Linked DNA regions of Homo sapiens: region 1 is linked to region 2. The links are chromatin loops, found by intact Hi-C in ENCODE. Cell type or tissue: heart left ventricle. All regions are shown on one strand. Links, peaks and the distances in the headings refer to the core of each region. The heading gives the core; the rest is flanking DNA. Region 1 overlaps TOMM5 (translocase of outer mitochondrial membrane 5). Region 2 holds the start of FRMPD1 (FERM and PDZ domain containing 1).

Region 1 (2,911 bases), core at 302-2,801, 63 kb before region 2:
CTGTCTCCAAAAAATAAAAAGTTTATTTTCTGAAAAGGGTAAAATAGAAGGTCTCTAGATTATGGGATGCCAGGCAGTTTGGGCAGAGGTACTATACTCAAAACAGAGACGCAGTGAGCAAATACATACTGGATATTGAAACACACACACACACACCTGTCTGTCCTGAGCCTCACCACAGCCCTATTCCTTTGAATCCCAGAACGTTGGCAGGGCCTCATTCAGCACTTGGGAGATTGGAAGAGTCTTTGTTCTCTGAGCAATGACCAGCTCAATGGGAAATAACTAAAGATACAGACGCAAAAAGTTTTCTCAACAAAAATGGCCCAATAGATGGCCCTTTGGCAAAGTTCAACATCAACAAGCTCCACTCCAGGCCTTTAATCCATGTTAGTTCCCAATTTTTAAGTGTGAGCAGACAACCAAGGAAAGCATCTAACATGAAACAAAAAAAGAGAAAAGCAATTACAGATAAAATAGAATATAAAGGAAAAAGAAAACATTAAAAGTACTATTGTTCTAAAAAGAGAGCAGAAGGAAAAAGAAGGGGAGGAAATCAATAAAAACCTATAAGCATTCATTGGTGGATGCTACAAATTAATACGACTGAACTCATGGAGACAGAGTAGAATGATGGTTACCAGAGGCTAGGAAAGGTTAGGGAAGGAATGCAGGGATGGCTAATGGGTACAAAAATATAGTTAGATGTAATGAATAAGTTCTAGTATTTGATAGCATAATGGGTGATTACAGTCAATAATAATTTACTGTACATCTAAAAATAACTAAAAGTATAACTGGAATGTTTGTAACATAAATAAATTATAAATGAGGTGACAGATAATCCCGTTATCCTGATGTGATTATTAGGTACTGTATGCCTGTATCAAAATATCTCATGCACCCCATAAATATATACACTTACATACCCATAAAAAATAATAAAATTATTTTAAAACCTACAAAATTTGAGAAATAAAGATACAAGTTTCAAGTTTAAATAGGTTCACCAAGTGCCCACCACAGTGTATTAAAATAAACACACACTAAATGATGTCATCATGGAATATAAGCATACTAGGAACAAAGATCCTTGTTTCTCAGGAAGAAATACTTAGTCCCACAAAAAAATCAGGAATCAGAATGATTTCAGATTTCTCAGCAGCAACACTGAAAGCTAGAGGCTTTGCTTTAAAATTCTGAAGGAAAATGATTGCTAATCTAGAACCCTATATTCATCAAACTATAGAATAAAGACATTTTTAAGGCCAGGCACAGTGGCTCATGCCTATAATCCCAGCACTTTGGGAGGCTGAGGTGGGCAGATTACCTGAGGTCAGGAGTTCGAGACCAGCCTGGCCAACATGGCAAAACCCTGTCTCTACTAAAAATACAAAAATTAGCCAGGCGTGGTGGCACGTGCCTGTAATCCCAGCTACTTGGGAGGCTAAGGCAGGAAAATCGCTTGAACTGGGAGGTGGAGGTTGCAGTGAGCCAAGATCATGCCACTGCACTCTAGCCTAGTTGACAGAGCAAGACTCCGTGTTAAAAAAAAAAAAAAAAAAAAAAAAAAAGACATTTTTAGACCAGCAAGGTCATTCACCTCCTATGCCACCTTTCTCAGGAGGACACTGCCAGAGAAAACAGGCTCCATCAAACAAGGGAGTAAACCAAGACACTAGGTAACAGAAAACGAGATATAATAAGAGAGAAGAAAAGGAATTCCCGGACAATAGTGAAGGGAGTTCCCAGAATACAGTCACATATCAGGCATAGAGAAGGGAGTTCCCAGAATATAGCCACACACATCAGGCATAGAAGGCTATCAGTCCAGTCAGGGGCGGGTCAGAAGACTCCAGGAAACGCTTACTCAGGAAAATGAAACAGAGTACCTAATAAAGCTGATTGCTGTGAATGATTTAGATAAATGGCAAAAAGTTTAGTTGATTTAGTGGAAATTCCATAGAAAAACCAAGCCTAGAAAAAAACAAAAAGATACACAGCAAAAGAAAACCAGGTACTATACTCAGAATCCTAATGATACTAATCTACTCAAGATCACACTACGTTATCCTTTGGAAGGAAGAGATGACAAGATACGTGTGAGTGATGGCGCTAAGGACAGGAAAGAGACCTAAATCCCAATCACGACCGTCACATTATTTAGAGACCAAAAGGTAAATACCAATAAAATCAGCTAAAAAGAGGTGTATGTAGTTGCTCCTGGGGAGAAGGTTAAGGACTATCCCCCCTCCACTCAACAAACTTGGAGAACTATTTGGCTTAAAAATATAGTACTTTTTCCTTTGGTAGTATTAATATTTCATATACTCAGCATCAAGCAGTAATGCTACCTTTCATTAAGACTGCCTGGCAATAAAACACAATGACACTTCATCAGGATTGGCAAATTCTCTAGTCCAAAACAAGATGAACTTACTGAAGCTTGCAATAATCTCAATATAATACAAGTCTCACTAGTGATTGTTGGTTTGCAGCAAAAAGTAGGATAAGAAAAATAGAAACCCAACTTTTCTTAATTGATATGTTTATTAAAAACATAGACTAATAATGATCCTGTGCTTAAATGTCATTGTGGTTGTGTGCTGATTTCCACAAAACATAATATAAGAGACTCTTCACAAATACACTCTGGGCAGAAGAAAAAGGTAAACAGAAATGACTGACAAGACAGTGCCATTTCAGACACAGCTCCCTTAATACTTGCTAGAAAACGGAGTTTGACATTATTTACAATTATACCAGTATTGTCAGAGGCCAAACGTCACAGGGATAAGGGTACACCAGATCACGAGACATCGTTTCATACTTCCCAAATAGTTTTATATTTTAGCTTTGAAGGTCAGTTACCAGAGCCAAACTTGTTCTTAACAAGCAGAATTTTATGTCC
Region 2 (2,911 bases), core at 173-2,672:
GAGGGCTGGGGCACTGACAGAAAAGGGAGCTTTGGGTGCAATTACGTAGGAGGTCTTTCAGCGATGGAGCCACTCAGGAGTTTCTGGATGGACTCCTGGATTTGGAAATGAAGGTCACAAAGGAGGAGCACCTGCCTTCATCCAGACGATGTTGGCTCCAAAGTGCTGCTAGTCTTCCCCCACCGCCCTTGGATGAAGGATGCACTTGTTAACATCTGCCTGTGCACCATCCCCAGAATGATCTAACATCCCAGTCTGATGGTGCCTCAACCCTACTCAGAACTCCTCCCATGAACCTGCCAGTGCACTGGGAACACGGTGCAAACTCCTTGACCAGGAATTGGCCCCTGCTGACTCCCCTGCTTTATGTCTCAACTCCTGCCACTCCCTCTGTGGGATCTCTCTCATCTTGGGGTCTTTGTTCCTGTGGTCTCAACCTGAAAGGCTCTCTCCACACTCCTCCCTTTCACTGGCCAATTCCACTGGCCTTTCAGGTTTCCATTTAGAGCATGCCCTCTCCAGGAGGCCTTCACTCAGTCAGTGCAGGCCTGAGTGGTGCCCTTGGCCCCGTGGGATTGGGTTATTGTTACAGGAACTGGACTGTATTTTAATAGTCCTAGACTGTACATTCCATGAGGACAGGGACTGCTTTATTAAAGGTGTATTGTATCTCCAGTGTCTAATGCAGGATATGGACCTCGTAGGTGTTCAGTAGAGTTCAGCACGGAAAATAGTGCACAGACACATGCATTTGGGTATCATGCTCAGAGAGGCGGTAGGACCAGAACCAGGGGAGTGGGTGAGACGGCTCAGGGGGTCAGAAAAGGGCTGAGTGCAGAGTCCCAGGGCGCTCCGGCATTTTAGAGCTTCTGGTTTGAGGAACCCTCAAGGAGACCGAGGGAGTGGCTGGAGAGGGCCGAGGAAAGCTAGGAGAACACAGTTTCCCAGCGCGGAAGGAGTTTACAGAGACAGGGGAGGTGGTCCACAGTGCCTACCGTGGGCCCACGCTCTCCCTCTCCCTTCAGCCGAACACCTGCGGGGCGTGGGGGTCAGGGGGCGAGTCCCCCAGGGCTCCCCGTAGCTGGGGCTCTTCCTGGGGAAAAGGAGGCGTGAGAAGGGGGTCGTTTTGGGAACTCTTCTGGGTTCCAGTTCTGGCCCAACCACCGCTGGTCCGGGTGACCTTGGGGAGTCCCTTTCCTCTCCCAGCCTCAGTCTCCCCCCTGGGTACTCAGCGGACGCTGCGTGCCCCGGCGGTGAGCTGAGGCAGGCGGCGGAGGCAGGGCCCGGGTGGGAGCGGGACCGCCCACTGCGGCGGGCCGGGACCTCGGAGCCAGCGGAGGCGGCGCGCGGGGCTCCTCCCCCGGGGCGGGGGTCGCGGCGCCGGCAGCTGGCGGCCGCGCAGCTGCAGCCTCAGCACCTGCCGCCGCCAGACGGCGCGGGCGCGGCCCGGCCCGGCCAACCCCTCCGGCTGCAGCCTCGGCGCGGGAGGCGGAGCCCGAGCCGAGCCCGAGCAGCGCTGCTTCCCGAGCCTTGGCCGCGACCGTGCCCGCCGCTGGGCGGGGCCGCCCTTCTCCGAGAGCGTCAGCCCGCTAGGTCCTTGTCCGCGCGGGCGGCACCTCCTCTGCAGGTAAGGGAGGGGTCCTGGCACCGCAAAGTTTTGGGGAGACGGCCTGTCCCCACACCCCGGGCCTGCGCCTCGGCTTCCTCCGCGCCGCCCTCCGCCTGCACCACCAGTCCCGGGTGACCCGCGCCCGCCTCCGGTCCTCGTGTCCCCAAGCCCGGCTCGGGGGCGCGTCCGTGGGCTAGCTCAGGACCTGCCATCGTGAACTGTTTGCACAGTAGCGATGTGTGCTTAAGTTTCCGAGATCTGCATGGTGTAGTGAGTGGAAACAGCGGCAACGCGGGAGGGGGAGAGACCTGGGTTCAGGTGCGGCCGCGGCCAGCGCCAACTTTCTGAGTGACCTCAGACCAACCCTCTCTGTCCGTCCTCGATGGCCACACCTGAACCAGAAGGGGTTCGCCAGGGACGATCAGCTGCAGTGCCAATGCCTGTGTTGTCATTTTTTGAGTAGAGGGGCATCCCTGAGTGTCTCAGCTCCAGAACTCATTGCGTGTGGAGAGGAATGAGCCACAGAAGTCAGTCTCCAGGGTCGCGTCGCTAACTTGCAGCAGCTTTGACTGAGCTTTAGTGGGGGCGTTGAGTCAGCCTCGGGAAGCAGGGGATGCCCCTAGGGTTAGGAGTCAGGACTCTGGCTTCTGGTGGCTCCTCTGCCATACACCCACTGTCTGTGTGACCTTGGGCAAGTGCCCCCTGCTTTTGCCACCTATAAAATAGGGTGGAAGTCGTGTTCACTAGTTGTTCGCTGTCTCTTTCAGCTGTAAACTCTGGAGAAGCGGAACCTCCGGATCTCTGCATTTAGTCAGTTTGGGTGGAGGCAATATTTCACCAAGAATCCATCTAGCACTTGCAAATGAACGTTTAGAAAATAAAGGAGGCATTTGCAGTTTGCTTTGGAAGTCCCAAAATAGACATGGGGAGGATTGGTGAACGCTCAGTTCGCCTTCTTCAGTGCTTTGGACCGTCATGAAATATTCAACGACATAATGATTTGTTTTCAAAGTGGCTTATAGATCAGGAAGCGTTTCTGTTTGTGAGTCGGTTATTTTTGTAAAAACCTCAGAATGGTTGTTTGGGAAAAAAAAATAATGCACTGTTCTAGGGGTCCTGACCTAGAGGCCAGCATCTACTTGTTTCTAGTCTAAGATGATGGTTGAGATGATTTCCAATCAAGACAATTTCGGGCATCCTTTGGTCGGTGTTGAGTATGGGTACGGTTAAGGAGCCAAGTTCATCTTTTCCAGGACTGGTGCATTCTGGCACAGTCACAGCAAAACAAGCACGAGGTAGTTA

Evidence for each region. Peaks named below come from ENCODE experiments on the same cell type or tissue, not always from the same donor. Only the 100,000 strongest peaks of a DNase experiment are listed, where the experiment ranks them.
Region 1: a loop joins it to region 2, with 3 times the contacts of the local background. A loop is called at or near these places in 13 of 110 quality-filtered maps.

The regions. Positions count from the first base shown.
Region 1 is chr9:37,585,882-37,588,792 of GRCh38, forward strand. It overlaps TOMM5 (translocase of outer mitochondrial membrane 5), which reads right to left. Exons shown (of 2, transcript NM_001001790.3): 2 at 2,532-2,911. Among named protein-coding and RNA genes, the nearest start is that of TOMM5, 5.3 kb to the right of the region's middle. In heart left ventricle, for the core only: no CTCF peak of the experiment used is centred there; no DNase peak of the experiment used is centred there.
Region 2 is chr9:37,649,468-37,652,378 of GRCh38, forward strand. FRMPD1 (FERM and PDZ domain containing 1) reads left to right here and starts at 1,487. Exons shown (of 16, transcript NM_014907.3): 1 at 1,487-1,627. RefSeq lists a silencer at 1,359-1,628. In heart left ventricle, for the core only: no CTCF peak of the experiment used is centred there; a DNase peak (open chromatin) is centred at 1,544; H3K4me3 peaks cover 1,146 bases; H3K27me3 peaks cover 1,113 bases.